2 separate regions of the Mus musculus genome follow, and region 1 is linked to region 2. Evidence: chromatin contacts called from ENCODE POLR2A ChIA-PET data. All regions are on one chromosome and are shown on one strand. Each heading gives the region's core, a stretch centred on a gene start or an enhancer-like site at or near the end of the contact. The rest is flanking DNA. Distances are from core to core; before and after follow the strand shown.

Evidence for each region. ChIA-PET counts read pairs that join two places held with the same protein, here RNA polymerase II (POLR2A).
Region 1: POLR2A ChIA-PET joins it to region 2 with 34 read pairs in Patski. The contact joins the promoter of Zbtb7b here to the promoter of Trim46 in region 2. POLR2A ChIA-PET finds 5 or more read pairs at or near these places in 2 of 5 experiments (Patski and embryonic stem cell).

Annotation. Positions count from the first base shown.
Region 1 is chr3:89,391,708-89,395,874 of GRCm38, reverse strand. Zbtb7b (zinc finger and BTB domain containing 7B) reads left to right here and starts at 2,497. Exons shown (of 3, transcript NM_009565.5): 1 at 2,497-2,840. Gm15417 (predicted gene 15417) reads right to left here and starts at 4,011. Exons shown (of 2, transcript NR_040403.1): 1 at 3,369-4,011.
Region 2 is chr3:89,244,420-89,248,639 of GRCm38, reverse strand. It overlaps Trim46 (tripartite motif-containing 46), which reads left to right and starts at 2,743. Exons shown (of 10, transcript NM_183037.2): 1 at 2,743-2,925. The coding sequence starts at 2,863. It overlaps Krtcap2 (keratinocyte associated protein 2), which reads right to left and starts at 2,202. Exons shown (of 5, transcript NM_025327.3): 1 at 2,125-2,202; 2 at 1,708-1,862; 3 at 1,512-1,575. The coding sequence starts at 2,128.

The DNA.
Region 1 (4,167 bases), core at 1,248-3,747, 150 kb before region 2:
GTATTTACTCACCTACTTCTCTCGTGCATTAAAGTCTAGAATCTAGAAAGTTGCCTGAAGATGTAAGTCTGAATGTGAGGATGGGGGACGCTCACCAGGAAGCCCCTGCACACCCCACACTTGCCTTCCAGTTCTATAGCAGCTCAGGTGTATATGGGATTGATATGGGGGTCAGGGGAGACGCCAGATTCCCAATAAGGGGGCGGGGTTCCACCAGCGCTTCTTGGCCTCGGTCTCTGGTTTGGCAGTTACGACCCAAAGCGGGGGAGGGGATTTAGACAGAAATTTCAAGTCCGTGTTCCCCCAACATGAAAGGGAACTAATAACTATTTGTACCACAAGGAAAAGCAAACATGGAAACATGAAATGGAAAAGAGCCACTAAGGAACTAACAGTAGATTTCCAGAACTGCTAAAGAATGATAATCCAGCCGCAGAAAGACCCGGGTTGTGTCTAGCCAGAAGCAATTCCAGAGGCAGGGGTGGAACAACAAAGCGGTTCGCGTCTAAGTCCCTTAGAGCTAGTGACAAGACCCTCACTCTTCTGGAGCCCTGGGCCACTTTCCTACCCTCTCCCAAATCTTTTTCCTAGATCTTGTACCCTTCTCGTGAAAGCAGTTTTCCCTCCACTTTACTTAGGTGTCTAGTACTGTTGCCTAGCACGGCTTACTCCCTGGTCAGCAGGACCCTGACAGTAGAAGGAAGGGAAAAACCCTAGTCCAGACACATCTTGCTCGGAATCCTTCCGACAGTCCTGCGGGGCCGCTAGGAAAACCTGGAGCAAAGATCAGACTTGACCTAGGGCGTGCTGGTGTTGGGGGCGGGGGAAAGCGGGACAGAAACAGATAGGAAAACCCGGAACGGATTGCTTGAGCCAGAGTTCCTCATGCTAGCCACTGGTCCCTATTGCCCCCCTAATTCTCCAGTGAGATAATGTCTGGGGTGAGGGGCTGTTTAGTTTGGCTTGAGCCCTCCGGGGCGCCTCACACTTTCCGCCCCTGGCTGAGGGGCAGAGCAGCGGCCTCGAGGCTGAGTCATGGGGGGGGGGGGGGGGGGAGAAAGAGGGAGGGAAGGGCCGACTCCACCCCTCCCCCTGCTTGGGGATCCCGGGTCAGCCCGGGTGAGGGCCAGGGCCCCCCTGGCACCGCCCATTGTGGTCCAACAGGTTGAGCTGGTGTCCTGCGGAGCCACCTGCTGGAAAGGGAAGGAGGCCCCCTGCGGAGGGAGCTGGGAAAGAGAACAAGTCCGACCCGGTTCCGCCTGGCCTGCTGCTGCGAAGCCGAACCTGGTCCTAGAGAGCGGGATTTGACTCCGTTTGAAACGAGTAGGAGGGGCCCTTTTGGGGTCTATAGCATCGCCAGCCCAGTTGTAAGCGTCCCTCAGAGACTACCATTCTTTGGGTCGGGCACTTAAATACGAATACCGGTTTTTCCCAAACCCACTTAAGCAAACATCCTAAACCACCCAGGTCTCTATCGTCACCTCGGGGTCTGAGTGAATCTGCGCCAAGATCCCTCCACTGTAGGGTCTCAGTTTCTCCACTAAAAGTACCGGCTGGTTGAAGGCAAAGCGTCGGGGCCCCAGAGGGAGCGCACCTCCCCCTTCCCCTTCCCAGACTCAGTCCCTCCCCTTTGAAAATGCCAAGGCAGCAACGGGCACTGGCTAGAGCGCAAAGGCTCCTTGCCCCGGGCACTGTTCCCTCCCCGCGGGGCGCCGTCACGCGTGGGGAGGGACACAGAGTGCCCACAGACTCGACTCCCCCGCTCCCTCGGAGGGGGATGGGCCAAGAGGCTGAAGCTCAATGTCTAGAGGTTCTCTCTCTTCCTGGGGCTCTGACCTGGTTAAAGCCCCTCGGCAGGACCCCACTCTTTCTAAATTTTAGGTCTTCATCCCCAGCAGCGTATCCGTAACCTCTCATACCATTCCCTCCCCAGGTGGTGACCCTACAGAAGCCCCTCTTGAAAGAGAGGAAGTCCCTGAGGGGGCTGCTCCATTCCCTGGCCACTGCGGACACTGTCTTCGGCCTCCCTCCCCTTCTGGTTTCTGGCCAGCCCAGGCTCCACCCCCTCCCTGGATGAACCCTAGGCGCGTCCCACATGGGATAGGCGGGTGTTCAGGCCAATGGATGGGCAGGGCGGTGGCGTGCAAGGGGTGGAGCTGGGCAGCAGCAGAGGGCTGGACGGGGGTCGGAGGCGGAGCTCCAGTTAAGGTGGACCGGAGGAGATAGTGGTAGAAAGCAGAGAGGGAGAGGGATCGCGGCAGGTGAAGGGAGTTTGAAGGAAAGAAGGGAAAGGAAAAGGGTGGGAAAGGCTCAGGGAGCGAAGCAAAATCTCGGAGAAAAGGGACGAAAAGGAGGGAGGGACCCATATGCTCCCTGCTGGAACTAGCTGTTGGAAGAGGTGGAAGTTTATGTCCTTATTGGGCGGAGGGAGGGGGTGCCTGGGGGGGGCGGATGAAAAACCAGGAAGTGACAGAGGGTGTTGCTAAGGGTGGGGGGGGAGTTTGGGGGTGGCAGGGGCGGGGGGAGGGAGGGGAGGGATGGGGGGAAAGCAAGAGAGAGGACAGGTGAGACAGCAGGACAGGTGAGGCGGGCCTTGGGGGGGGGGGCGAGTGGAAGCCAGGTGAATGTACGGCTCTCCGCGGCCAAGGGGGGGGCGGGCAACAGGAGGAGGCAAAGGGTGGCGGAGGAGGAGCCCCCCAGCAACGAGCAGCGAGCCACTGACCGCGGCCTTCTGACCAGGACCGGAGCAGAGCCCCAAGCCCCCCAGCCTGGCGGGGGACGCGCTTCTTCCTACACCCTGTGCCTCTGCAGCTCCAGCGAACGGACCCAACGGCTGAAAGGTAAGTGAACCCCACTTTTTGTCCCTTGGCTCGGGATACACTAAACTCGAGCCTACTGCAGTGTCCTTCGTGCGTCCTGTGAGACCCCTGTACACACACGTACACACACACACACCAGATTTCAACCAGTCGCATTCCCTGTAGCTTTCCTGGGTCTTTGGAATTGGTTTTAACTTGGAGGAAAGGTAGAGAACTATGGACTATTGGCCTCCCCCCAACTCTGAGCGGAGGGTCTCCAGAAACTTTCTTTGCACTTCTAATATCATACAGACTGTGAGCTACGGGATGGAGAGGGGGTGAGCTGCACTGAACTTACCCCTACCCCCAGTCGCTTTTGTGACTTTAGGGGGAGACCCCAGACCCGACCGAATGGAGGGAATGGAAACCCTGACGGACTATAACTAGGACAACGCGTGTCCCCACCCACCCACCCAGCTCCGCGCCCCCCTGGCACGGTGGGCTGGACCCAGGCCAGTGGCACGGGGGGTGGGGGGCAGCGGGAGGAACCGCGGCTTGGGGGAAAGTTACCGGCTGGACTATTCGGTTTCTTGCGCTTCCAGAGCCGCGTCGTCTCTCCAGCGGTAGTGCGGCTCAGCAGGACGACCCCTCTGCCCCTCCCGCTCCGCAATCACATTCCGGTCTCTCAAGCCTCAGGCCCACCGCCACCTTTTCAAAGTCAGCTTTTGCTCTCACAACTCCAGTGCGAGGGTGGGTGATAAGAACTCGACCTACCAGCGGTCTTGCCGCCGGCGCCGGCGCACCTGCCCTGAGCAGAGTGGGGGTCGCTGTGTGGTAGAAACCTAGTGCGCACCGCTGGCCGAGGTTGGCCATTCAGAGGGGTGGGGGGCGCTGCTTTCCATTTCCAGCTTTCTCTCCCCTCCTCCCACCCCACCCAAGTAAGAGAGCGACGTGTCCTGGCCAGAGCGGGGGGGGCGGGAGTGGGGGGGCAGCGTGGGCAGCGGGTTGTGCCCGGACACGTGCCTGCCCAGGCGCCCCGGCCCTGCTAGTGTTTGGAGAGAGGGCGGGTCCCCTGCCCCCCGCCCCGCACAACCCCCATGTATCAAAGGGCGGCTGAGACGTGGTGAGACCTCGGGGCGCCCTGGGGGGGCGGGGGGTAAGGCGGGGAGCCTGGGTCCGGAGCAGGGGAGGGGCAGAGGCGCCGGTGCTAGCTGACCCACAGGAAACGAGCACTGCTGACCTAGTTTGGGACACCGGAAGTGGGTGCTGGGGAGAAGGGGAGACCGGCAAGCTGTCCTGGCTTCCGGGCCAGGTGGAGGGCGTTCTTGAATTGACCCCCTCCCGAATGCCTTAGAGACCCCTAGCTGCA
Region 2 (4,220 bases), core at 1,494-3,993:
TATATGCCTACACAGCAAGCCAGTCCGGAGGATAAGGCAGGAAGCATCACGTAAGCCCAGGAATCCAAGGGAGGGACAGCCTGGGCTACACAGTGGGAAGGCCAGCCTGGGCAACATAGTGAGATCCCGCCTCAAAAGTAAATCAATAAATAAAATGTTCTAGAAGGGCGGAAAGCAGGCGTGTTCCCATGACTTAGGAAAGAGGATTATGGCTTCTCTAAGAGGACAGGATACGGATGAGAGGGTGGAAGGGGCTAAGAGGTCCACTTGTCCAGCTGGAGCCAGAAAGGAAGGCAAAGAAGAGGATTTTTTTCTTCTCACTTCAAGACAGGTTTCACTGTGTAGCTCTGGCTGTCCTGGAACTTGCTCTGTAGATCGCGCTAGCCCTGAACTCACAGAGACCTGCCTCCCTCTGCCTCTAGTGCTAGGATTAAGAGCCTGTGCCATCACTGTCTGGCTGAAAGACAAGGTTTTTGCCTTCCAACAATTTCTTTCAGCATATAAGAAACACATGGGACAGAGTGGAAGAGACAGAAGCTCTGGGCATTGCTGGGCGGAAGCTCTGGAAACCTCCAACAGGGCCGTGAAGACAGCAACAATGGCGGGCTTCGGGGTTTCTGGGTGAGTCTTTCACGGGGCCACAACTGCTTGCTTTTCCCAGCATGTGGCTTTCCAAGTGGCTCGGTCCTGATGCCGACTTTGTTTTATGAGCCCTATTCTCCATCAGATCTCTATATGAACCATCTAACAAGAATTATCACACACAAAAACTGATCTATCAGGGCTGGAGATGTGCCTCCATTGGGAGAGAGATTGCCTAGCATGTTCAAGGACCTGGGCTTAATCGCCAGCACCTCATAAACTACATGAGGTAGTGCTAATCTCAGGACCTGGGAAGTGGAGGCAGGAAGATCAGCAAGTCAAGGGTTTAGTCATTCACAGCCACACAGGAAGTTCAAGGCCAGTGTGGGCTACAGAAGGGAGGAGAAGAAAGGAAGAGAGAAACAAGCGGATGCAGAGAAAGAGAGTGAGCTCTAGCGGTTATTCTCTATTCTCCTTCTGTCAGGGGTCCTGCTATTGGTAACATCCCAGTGAACACAGACTTCACAATCTCCTCCAGCAGCAGTCAATAGTGCGGGCTCAGTTCCACATCAGAATCCCTCAGTGGGCTTGGTTTTGCTTTCTTCTCTCACAGGGACAAAGAACACCTTCTCCTGGATGCCTATCAGACATCAGCCCAGGCTTGACTGTTCACTTGAAACCTGTCCTGAGAGCAGACCAGGTTGGCCTTTTTCTTTCTTTTCCTCTCCCTCCCCTCCCCTCCCCTCCCCCCTTTTTGTGCTTCTCTTCCAGCTCCAATAAAATGCTTAATCTGAAAGCATCTTCTGTCTTCAAGATTGTGTTAAGCAAATGTATTTCTCCTTTATCATCTAAGCACAGGGAAATTCGGCATCATGTTTGGGAGAGGTTTAAAAAAAAAAGAGTCCAGTTAACTATTGAGTTTCACTTACTCTCAGGGAAGATTTTTGCTTGGAAGCCTTTACCAAAGACCAGATTCTCCAGATTATTGAAGGCCTGGGTGATGTAATTAAGGAGAAACTCACGCAACAAGATAGGAAGTAGAGGGACTGCAAAGCCCTTGCCACCCACTCCCGCCCATGTTCTGTTCATACACCCCCGCCTCCCCTTCCAGCGCGAGGAAGATACAGTCAGGGAGAAGACGAAAAGGCCGGAGCCCAGCAGGCCCCCCTGAATGGTGAGCCACTCGGTGGAGGCCAGCTGGCGGCTGTAGATCTGCATGCCAGCGAAGAGCAGCAGGGACAGGAGGGAGGACAGCGCCAAGGAGGTCCCGGTACCGACTACTATAAATGAGAAAAAGAGTCAGGCTAAGATTCAGGCAGATTCACTCCGGAGCTTGGCTCACCAACCACTTCCAAGTGACCCAGCCCCCACCCCACAGCGACCTCCAGGAACCACCCGGCCCTGCACACCCAAGTTCCCGCCTGTCCGGAGGAAATGCTAGTTCCCAGGACACGTCAGCTTTACCGAGGCTACGGAGAAAAGAGGACCACCCCAACGCCCACTCCCGCTAGAGCAGCCCGGGCATCCCGCCGGTGCGGTTACCCATCACGCCCCGTCCGTGGTCCAATCCGTGTCCCTGGAGAAAGAGGGGAGCCAAAGCCGGCGCGGTTGTCTGTACGCAGGCGTCGGGGCCAACGTGGACTTGCTTTACTTCTTCCTCTACGCGCCTTGGGTGCAGCGCCCTCTTGTGGCAAGGAGGAAATAATGCTTCTAAGAGCATTCTAGGCCACCGCCCTGCTTGGTCTCCAGCCTTCTGTAGCCAAGGCATCTGCTGTCTCTCTGGACAAGCTGCACTCATCTTTCAGTCATGATCCCATGGCCTAGAGTCACCTGTGCCTTCATTGCTATTCATGTCATCTCCCGTACAACTTCCTCAGACCTCCCTGACCCACTATAATTGCCTCAACAACTCCCGAAGATATGTGCCACCCAAGATGTAGCACCGTCCACCTGGAGTTGTTCTTCTGAAACGAGCTTCGTGCTTTATGTGAGTAGTATGACCAGGAATCGATGCAAGCTTCTAATAGGAGGAATGGTTCCTACCTCAAATACCCTCCATGTTACCCACCCCCTAGACCGCCTTTGGAGAACCACGTGGGAAGAACTATTTCCCACCCCCTACCTCGACGGACGCAGTTCGAAGCTAGTCCCTGGAGCATGCGCAGTGACATCTCACCCTCCCCACCCCTCCCTTCACCCCACCCGGCTCCTGCATTAAGCCCCGGGTTCGCAGCAGCAGCCAGGATCGGGCACCCGGGGGCGGGCGGGCACAGTAGGGCCATGGCTGAGGGTGAGGATATGCAGACCTTCACTTCCATCATGGATGCACTAGTCCGCATCAGTGTGAGTTAAGGTGGGGTCAAGGGGAAGGGAGGGGATGTAAAGGGTCGGGGCAAGCCAGACCCTTGAACAGGTGGGGGTCCAGGAAGAATATGGATTATAGAGAAGGGATTAGTTAAGACAGAAATGACTGGGAGGGCGGAGACGCAAGTGTGGAGGGATCCTGGGGACAGCCGAGTGGTGAGACTCCCGTTTGCTGGGGTGTAGGCAGCGAGAAGCTGCCCGGACCCAGCGGGTAGGCTTGGGGTAGCTGCCAGGCGTGCACCAGGGCTATGAGAAGGGGCATGTGTGAGCTTGGATGTTTTCCAAGAAACTGAGGACAGGTGTGGCGGGGGGTGGGGTGGGGTGATGAAAAAACCGCTCCTGGGTGCAGTTCCCAATTTGGACCCCTCCCGACCACCCCCCCTACCGCCCCCAACCCCCCCCCCCGCTAGCTGCCGTGCAGCCTCCCGTTGCCATGGTAACCCGTGCCCGTCTCTCCCAGAGGCGGTGCCAACCCTGCTCCCCCCCACCACTTCCTTCCCCCTCCCTCCCTCTCCCTCCCTCCTTTGTGTCAGCTGCGCCCCTGACCGGGATGGCTGCGAAGAGAGGGACCAAGGTGAGGTGTGGGGGTGGGGAATAGCCAGAAGACCCCTCACCAAAAGGGGGAGGGATACTTCCGGTGGGGAGGGGGCAGGTAGGCGGGGCGCTCCTTCCTCCCCCACCCTAGATTGAGCAAAGGGTTGAAACAGGCCGAATTTCTCCACCAGACTGGGTCTGATAGCTCTAGTATAGAAGGCAAAGAGAGATGGGTTGATTTGGGGAGACTGGAAGAAATAGAATTGAAGAATGGAGGATGGGTGCTGGGGCGCCGGCCAGTGCCCAGCCGGTTCAGAGAGCTAGCGCACCCTGGCCGCGGGGAGCAGTCATGCGTCTAAGGGTTGCTAGAGAAAGGGGCGGGGGACAACACCCAGCTGTAGAATGGGTGGTGCCCTTGAAATAAATGCTATTAATCCAGAGATGGAGGGATGGAGACAGGTGAGGCGGGAGGACTGCCTGCCAGCACTGCTGCAGCGGGAGTGATGGGGGTGGGGCGCGATGGTGGGGGAGGCCAGAGCTCCAACTGTACCTTCTTGGTGGACCTTAAGCTCCCCAAGAGGGGCGCTGAAGCAGGAGACAGAGAGCTGGGGAGGTGTGTGAACCAACGAAGGCGGGTACTGGGCCAAAGCAGTAGGTAGCTTGTGCTGCCCTTCCTGGCAGCCAAGGGACCGGGCTGAGATTTGCCCAAGTGTCCTAGCTCTCACACAACCTCCTGGTCC